Regions from separate parts of the Homo sapiens genome. Here all the other regions are linked to region 3. The links are chromatin contacts, found by Hi-C in ENCODE. All regions are on one chromosome and are shown on one strand. Each heading gives the region's core, a stretch centred on a gene start or an enhancer-like site at or near the end of the contact. The rest is flanking DNA. Distances are from core to core; before and after follow the strand shown.

Region 1 (2,700 bases), core at 12-2,511, 1.5 Mb before region 3:
TAAACACAATGAAATGTTATGAACTATTTTTAAGAGAAAAATCCCTACCTACTTGTGTAACAAATTATTGCTATGTGTTAATGATATATGTTGACATAGCTCATATATAGCACATACATTGAGCAATAAATATTGAAATGTTTTCTTTATTCATGCTAGCCCTTTTCAATCCATTTTAAACATTTAAGGGGCTTTGTCATAAAATAATTTTTTATTAAAGTGAATTGTATATAAATCCCATTTTGCAATGACTATTTTTTTAAAAGACAAAGAAGAGAATGATAAATGAGCTTTCTGCTATTGATCTATTCAGCCACAGGGTGTCATTCTTGGAGTACAGATTAGCCTGTCTAGAAGCAATACTCTGGCAGCAGATACCAAACACCATATCATATTCAGTATGTTGAATACATAATGAAAGCTCCTGACTTTTAGCCTAATTTAATACTTCTTTATACTCAGCAAACTACATCATTAGACATTTTCCAGATCTGTTTTGTAATTTTTAAATTATCTTTAGAATAAAAGCATGAAGACAACAAACAAAATTTCTAGTGGACTCAACCTCAGTGAATTGAATTAGATTGCTAGTCTTGGGAAGATAGTGAGAGAAAATATACAATCGGTACTGCTCTCTTATATTCAGAGAGAGTTATAAGGAAAAACAACGAAGTTGACAGATAGCCATACTTATAAAAAGCATTTTCCCTTTAAAAGTTATTTCCATTTATTTCATCAAACTAATAGATTATATCGCACCAGTACATGGCTCAAGAAAACTCCAAACATGCTTGGTATAGCTATTTTATGCTGAATTTGCAAAGCGTTCTAGGCCGAAAGTTAACATAGACTATGGAACTATAGTCTCACCCAAATCAGTTTAAACTTGGCACCAAGTATCCCACTTTGTCTTCTCCCACATTGGGTACAACTCATCTGAAAAAGGGTAACTTTAACCATGGTGCATAAGTCATGAAAATGGCTTGGAAAGACCTCATTAAAATGGGGCCAGATAAAGGTTAAGAAAAAGGTGATATTAACCTGACACTTTGCTTCTCTCTTCTTTAATCACTGGTAATGTGGGGACACTTAAACCTCTATCATAAACTTAGATGGAAATTCCCTCATGCCTACTTACATTGCTCCCAGCCCATCATCATGTGTAGAAAACAGATCAATGTTTTACTCCTTCATTCAGAGAGCTTTTTTCAAATATGATCCCATAATAGAGAGAAAACCAGACATGATTCACGTACTCATGCAGCTTAGTCTCTAGTGAGTGAGAGAGACATGAATCAACCACGCAAGTAAGACATAACATTCCAATGTGGTTAGTGCTAAGAAAGAGAAACACACCACAGTGCTACAAATGCTTATTTAATTGGGAATTTTACCCATGACTAGAGAAGAATTTCCTGAGTTAGCCAGGGCAGAGCTAGGGTATGGTCAATGAGTAATACTAACCAATCAAATAGAGAACAGAGAGAGATCAAGTCTGGAGCCTGTCAGGAAGACAGTATCATGAGCTCCAGTAACTGAAGAGGTTCAGGTCTCATCAAACAGATGGTGAAGACAATGTGGTGGAAAAGGCTGAAATGGTAGTCAATAAGTCATGTCAAGGATTTCGGTCTTTGCTTTTTGGTCTTTATCCTAAGAGCAAGAGGAAGCCGATGAATGTTTCCAAGCAAGAGAAGGATGAGGGAGGGAAAAGTGTTGAATATTCTAAGGTGCAGATTTGCACTTTGAGAAAGATTATTCTGTTTAGGATGCAAAAGGAATTTTTAGTGGACAAAGGTGGTTCTTGGAAAACCAGTTACAAGCTAGAAGTTGGCGGCTTGTATTAAAGAAACAAAAGTTAAAAATCGAAATAAGATGGACTTGAGACATATAGAAAGGAATTCCTTACCTATCTAGGGATTCTGTGTGGGGATGAATCTTTGATTTCGTCTCATTAATGGCTGGTGAGACTCCATTGTACAAAAAAAAGTTGATTTAAGGGACTACACCTGACTGGGTGCAGTGGGTCACACCTGTAATCCCAACACTTTGAGAGGCCAAGGTGGGAAGATCGCTTGGGCCAGGAGTTCGAGACCAGCCGGGGCAACAAAATGAGAACTTGTCTCTTCCAGAAAATTTTAAAACTTTGTGAGGCATGATGGCTCACACCTGTAGTCCAAGCTGCTCTGGTGCCTAAGTCGTTCAACATCACCCCAAGAAAGGTAAAAGGAGGTTTCCTGACTTATGGTCACATATTTCAACTACTCATTCATATGTTTAGCTATATATCACCACATACTCCTCTAAAAATTATTATAACAATTTAGATTTTTACCAAAAAATGGAGACCCAATTGTCCCATGTTCTTGATACCTCTGAGCAATGTCAATCTTTTTTATCTTGACTTATAAAACTTGGTTTAAAAAAACTTACTCTCTTGTCATTTCCTCAATTAGGAAGCAGTTGAACACATTTTCACAAGTTTGTTAGCTATCTTTATATCTTTTACATGAATTGACTATTTTCATTTGCCCAATGCTAGCACAGTGTTTGACTTTTTCTGAAAGATTTATAAAAGCTATAGTTTTTATGTTTCGTTGCAAATTATCTTCCTGTTTGTTTAATAAAAGCAAGCTAAGGACCTCTGCTTACCCTCAAACTGTACTATCTGTCACAGCTTCTGCTTCCTCACGATTTTAAATT
Region 2 (2,700 bases), core at 145-2,644, 1.4 Mb before region 3:
AAATATTTACAGTCCTTATACCTTGTTTTGGAGCTAGGAGGAAAACTTTATTAAGTCATCCAAGACAGAATTAGAGTGACCATCAATATGAAGACTCCTTCCCACAGGATAGGCAGAAACTCAAACTTACAAAAGATACAGAAAAAAAAATCTATCCTTTACAACAATCCAAATTATTTTAAACTCATTTTTAACTTAACTTTCCACAAACAATATATTTTCCATATTTTCTAAAGGTCTATTGGGGGAGCCAGAGTCTGTGTAATATGCTCAGTCCATCATCTTGAAACAATTCCAAAAAAACATATCTTCATTTTCTAAACTCCTAATTTATCTACTTTTCATATGGCATTTGCCACTCTCTACCTTGTGCTTCAATTATCTGAGCCATTGTCCTCTCTCCCCTACTAGCTCCTATAGTGACAAGTAGACATGGCCATAGAGATGCAAGGTGAGCAGTTGTGTTTATTAAACCTTCATTACGTTCAAGAAACATCACATATATTATGTAGCTTAAGTGTTTTATAAAACATTAAATTAGTATTAATGTTGTTTTGTTACACAGATGAGAAAACTGAAGCCCAGAGAAATTATAGTACATTACTTTGTGTTTCTCTGATTTCAATGCTCTAAATCTTTCCACGAGGCAGAGACTGGATTTATTTTTGAATCCTCCACAGAGCTGAGCATAAATCTTCATCCATAGAAATTCTCAATAAATGAAAGAAGGTAAACATCTTGATGATACTCTTACTTTATACATCAAATAACACTTGTCACCTGTGTTCTCTGGAAAGTTGGAAACTTATTTTTATAAATGGCTATGCTGTGATCACACACACACAAAAAACATTTTTTTTTAAAAAAAAATGTATCTAGAGTGCAGGATGAATAAGGTTAAAGCACATTAGCAATGCTTGAATACTTGAAAGAGTCAGAACTTTAAATATTTCCTTTTAATTATGTATTTAACCTATATATATATAAATGTAAACAAATAAAGAAATAATCTTTATCCTTACCGACTATAACTCACTTATAATCTAAAATACAGTGGAATTGATTTGTTTTGATTGAGAAATTCAGTTAGTTAACAAAGGCTGATTTCACACCTGTTGTGTGGTCTACAGTGTAGACTCTGCTACTTGAAGACTAAGAAAAGACTTTCTAAACATGCATGTTGCTAGTAAACACTACCTTCTAACACCTTTACCAAACAGATGACTGCATGGGCCTTTAAAATATACAAATTATGTTCAAATGAATAAACACCACAGAATTAACCTATTTTAGTAAAACAGGTTTATTCTACACAAACATTTTATATCTGCTGTAATAAATCATACTTTATGCCAGCTGACATGTTGTGAGCTGCCTACGGGGAGCCCACATGGCAAGTACCAGAAGGAGGACCCTGGCCAGCAGCCAGCAAGAGACTGAGGCCCTCAGAACAACAGCCTGTGAGGAACTGAAGCCTGACAACCACCAAGAATGAGTTTGGAAGGATCCTCTCCCAGTTACGTCTTCAGATAAGACTGAAGCTCCTGCCAACACTTAAACTGCAGCACTATAAGAAACTTTGAGGCAGAAAACCCAGCGAGGTAGGTGTGCTCTGATTCTTAACTCAGAGAAATGATCTGATCAGAAATATTCATTTTTTTCAAACCAGTAAGATTTGATGTAATGTGTTGCACACCAAAACAGTCTGTACTGACTGTAATACAGTTGGTAACAGAAAATAACTGAACAGGGGCAAAAATAAATATCCTCTTTCAAACAATGATTCATAAAACTGTTTGCAAAATACATACACACCCACGAACACACATACACACACACAAACACACCACAGTAGAGTGATTAAGAGCATAAATTCTGGAGCCAAAATGCTAGGTATAAACCCCAGTCCTGCTACATACAGCTGTGTGTCCTGGTAAAGATGTTTTAACCCCTCTCTGTTTCCTCATCTACAAAATAGAAAAAGCAACAGCAACATTTTCTCTGATTTGTAGTAAGGATCAATGTGCTTAGAACATGACCGTACACTGTAATCACAATATAAATGTGAGCCATTCCCATTATTTTGGCAGCTAGTATTGTGCCTGCCATATAACTCTTGGTCAATAAACATACATGTCCCCCTACAGTCACATTTGATCAACCTAACATAATTGATTCCCTGAGAAGCAATTAGTTCTGAAGCTAAAGCATATCCCATGGTCTAAACTCAATATACCTTTGAGTAGAATTCTGAATTGAATTTTTTTATTGAAACTTCTGCTCACACCAGTTGAGAGCTTAATTTTATCATCTAGGCAATCTGAGCAGGTGGCTGATTTCTGAAGCAGCCTTTCTACAAAATCAATGAAGCAAAAGAAAGGAGTGAGAAGACTCACGAGAAAACACTCATAAGAAAATAAGATTTAGAGTTTATGTAAAGCAGCCTTCTTCCAAAACAGGATTATTGGTAGGGTGGGAACAAAAGTAGGAAAGAGTAGAATCAGGTCAATGAAATTTTTATGTGTTGTATACTGACATTTTTACCAGAAATTTTTTTTAACGCAAAGCAGGGCATGCTTTTCATTGACTTTTCCTCCATCACTCTCATTGTTTCCTCTTCTTAATGAGAAAACAACTATTGCACTGCACAAATATCAGCCTAGATGGGGATGGAGACCCATCGAAAGGTGGAAATGCTTC
Region 3 (2,802 bases), core at 123-2,622:
AAAACACACGGGAGAGGTAGAAAATATTTCCAGAAAACTACGATTGAGAGTCACATTTTACAGAAAGATAAATTAGGATTTGTTTTTATATATTGCCAAATGATTCTTTACTTTGAAAGTAATTTTCCACAGGATTCTTTACAAAAAAAAATTAACTGTTTGGTTCATGGGACTGTTTTTAGATTGTTTACTTGCCAGGCAGAAAAACCTTGGAGCTAAATGTTAGGAATCACTGGCAAACAATAAAGATAAACATCTCTAAAATTTTCATAAAAGTCAGTAAAAAATATGACTTCATTCACAAAAAAATCAATTGACAGACATCTTTTGAAGAATACAGCCTTGACTTAAAACAAGGAGCCCATAGAGTCAAATTCCTTTTTATTCTTGCTTCTTCTTAAATTTTAAACATTCTGGAAAATTTTTCTAATACATTTTTTCAGTAATGTCCAGCAGTATCTTAATTTTTAAGTAATGACTGAATTAAAACTGCAAACATATAAATAGTTTAAATACTAATAATAGGAGCTGCTATTTATTTCTAACAATACAAGTCTTTTCACCAGATTCCTTTGTAAGCCGTAAAAAAAGTCATCTTTATAGTTTTCTCAGACATATGCTGTACTAAAAAATGCAAGTCTTGATGCTAAATATACATTTAGAAACTGGGAAATTTCTGAATTTTAAGGGTGATACAGCATAACATATCAGTTACAAAAAAAATGACTTGTACCTTGGGAAAAAACAGAAAAGGAAATAAAGCATTTTTATTAAGATATATGACTTCATCTTGTTTTATGTGGTGAATTAAAACAAAATCACTTAAAACAGTAGAAACTCTGTTGCTATCAATGACTTGTTCAAAAGGAAAATAATTAGATCTCTGAACTATTCATCAGGGAAAAAGGAAAAAAAAAAATCCTTCAATTATCTGAACCCCATACCTAGACTCTTATTATAGCAAAAAGTAACAGAGGAAATAATTCAAAAGGTTGGAACTACGTGATTGGAAATCAGTGATTGCAAACCACTTAACTATTTATTTATATTTTCTCAATTTTTTGTAGATTTTCAGAAATTCATTTTGCACTGTTGAGCATTTCCAAAAAGTAGAAAAAAAAAAACTTCTTAAAATTGCCGACTTAAATAATTTGTTTCTGTCCCTATAAGTCACTCTATAAAATGCAAGAATTTCCATTTCAATTCAGTTTTGGGGCATGTTGAAACAATCCTTCCTTTTTTCCCTCACCTTATTACTGAAATGAAATGTGTATTCGCACTATAATGTGTTTTCTTCTATCCTGATTGTCTCTATGGCTTTTATCTTTCTCTTTTTAACAGTGAGTGGCTAATGGGGGCGGTGGGGGCGTGCGCGTGGGTAAGAGAATGTTCTTTGTTAAAGACTGTTTTCTTCCCTATACTCCATTGCCCTCTAGTGGCTGAGAGCTAAATATCTGGAAGCTTCCATCATCCGCAAAGCAAGACACCATTTTACGCTTCACTGAGAGACTAGGGATATTCCTGCTGCTAACACAGTGATTTTTCTCTCACCATGAGAAAACATAGGCTCTGAATTTAGCCAAATTTTATATGCTTTCTGCCTGAACCATTTAAAAGTACCTGAAAAATTTTATTGTATGCTTTGTTTTTTACTGCTTTCCATATTCCCTCCCTGCCTTTCTTCCTTCTTTCAACAGACAACCTAATTTTATTTAGCAAAAGAAGGACTTGTAGAATGTGGGTATTTAAAATCCATAATTAATTACAAAATTGCATTGCTTGTAGTAATTTCAAATTCCTCCCCACAAAAATTTCAGCTGACATATTAAATCTAGGCATTAGGTTGGACAGTCTGTGAATGCAATCCCTGGGTAAAATTTTAAAGACCATCGGTCACTTCTCTACAAAAAAAAAAAAACAAAAAACCCTCATATTTGTGTACTGATTATTTCTGTAAAAGTAACCAGAAAACCAAAAGACAAAGGATAAGAATAATATACTCCACTTTATAAAAGAGAGACCAGCTTAAAATTCTTTTGGTGAGGTTTTTAGCAGCACCCTCTTTTTGTTTTCAAAGGAAATTGGTTTGTTTGATAAATTATATGGTCACCCTGGTTAGCAACTCTCAGATCTTACTATTTAAATACTCTAATAGCAAACAGTTTCCTCTCTTTCTTCCTCTGGACGTTTTTAAAGTATCAAAATACTAAGACAAAGAGAAAAGCCGATTACAAACTATCACCAACCATGGTCATTTAATTCATTTTACTGTTCTACATTAAAATATTCTTTATGAAAACATTGCATTACTCTAGGGTAAAAGACCCTAGAATTGATGCTTTAACAGTACGTAACATAAAGCACCACCCAATTATAAGCAATGTGAATTACATCTATATAAATCAGTGCTCTATTGTAAGCGATATAAATTTTCATCTTATACACTTTAAGTACCAGATGAGCTTGAAAAGATGGGGGTAAATGGGGGAGGCAGGGCTAGAGTATGGTGAGCTTTGTAGGTTATCCATATTTCTGTAACTGCATTGATCCATGTTCAGCTGACTTGAGATATACATGACAGGAGGGACCATTTCTCATTCAAGACCATGTCACCTGTCCCCAGAAATGGAGTGCTCACAAACATCACCACCATCTCTCCATTAATGATACAGCCACACTTTCATAAATTCTGACATGTTTTCTGAGAAGCCACCATCCCTGGGAAGTAGAAACCCATGATTATCATCACTATCCTCTCTGGCCTCTGCTGCAGAGTGACCCCATGATGTTAGCCCATGGCTT

What was found. Hi-C counts contacts between places; a loop is a spot of excess contacts on that map. Pooled maps may share reads with other maps.
Region 1: a map of IMR-90 shows a loop between it and region 3 (20-fold over the local background). The contact joins two enhancer-like sites. A Hi-C loop is called at or near these places in 19 of 168 maps with a recorded cell type or tissue (A673, HCT116, IMR-90 and 12 more), 2 of 37 single-sample maps with no recorded cell type and 30 of 50 pooled maps.
Region 2: a map of heart right ventricle shows a loop between it and region 3 (6-fold over the local background). The contact joins two enhancer-like sites. A Hi-C loop is called at or near these places in 1 of 168 maps with a recorded cell type or tissue (heart right ventricle) and 11 of 50 pooled maps.

The regions. Positions count from the first base shown.
Region 1 is chr4:156,475,155-156,477,854 of GRCh38, forward strand. No RefSeq gene overlaps it. Among named protein-coding and RNA genes, the nearest start is that of LINC02272, 170 kb to the right of the region's middle. Within about 2 kb of position 1,262, at least 3 of the 41 ENCODE cell types and tissues checked have a DNase peak (open chromatin) inside an H3K27ac peak, as active enhancers do.
Region 2 is chr4:156,593,422-156,596,121 of GRCh38, forward strand. No RefSeq gene overlaps it. Among named protein-coding and RNA genes, the nearest start is that of LINC02272, 48 kb to the right of the region's middle. Within about 2 kb of position 1,395, at least 3 of the 41 ENCODE cell types and tissues checked have a DNase peak (open chromatin) inside an H3K27ac peak, as active enhancers do.
Region 3 is chr4:157,977,504-157,980,305 of GRCh38, forward strand. All of the region lies in intron 2 of LOC105377509 (a long non-coding RNA gene), which reads right to left. Among named protein-coding and RNA genes, the nearest start is that of GASK1B-AS1, 190 kb to the right of the region's middle. Within about 2 kb of position 1,373, at least 2 of the 41 ENCODE cell types and tissues checked have a DNase peak (open chromatin) inside an H3K27ac peak, as active enhancers do.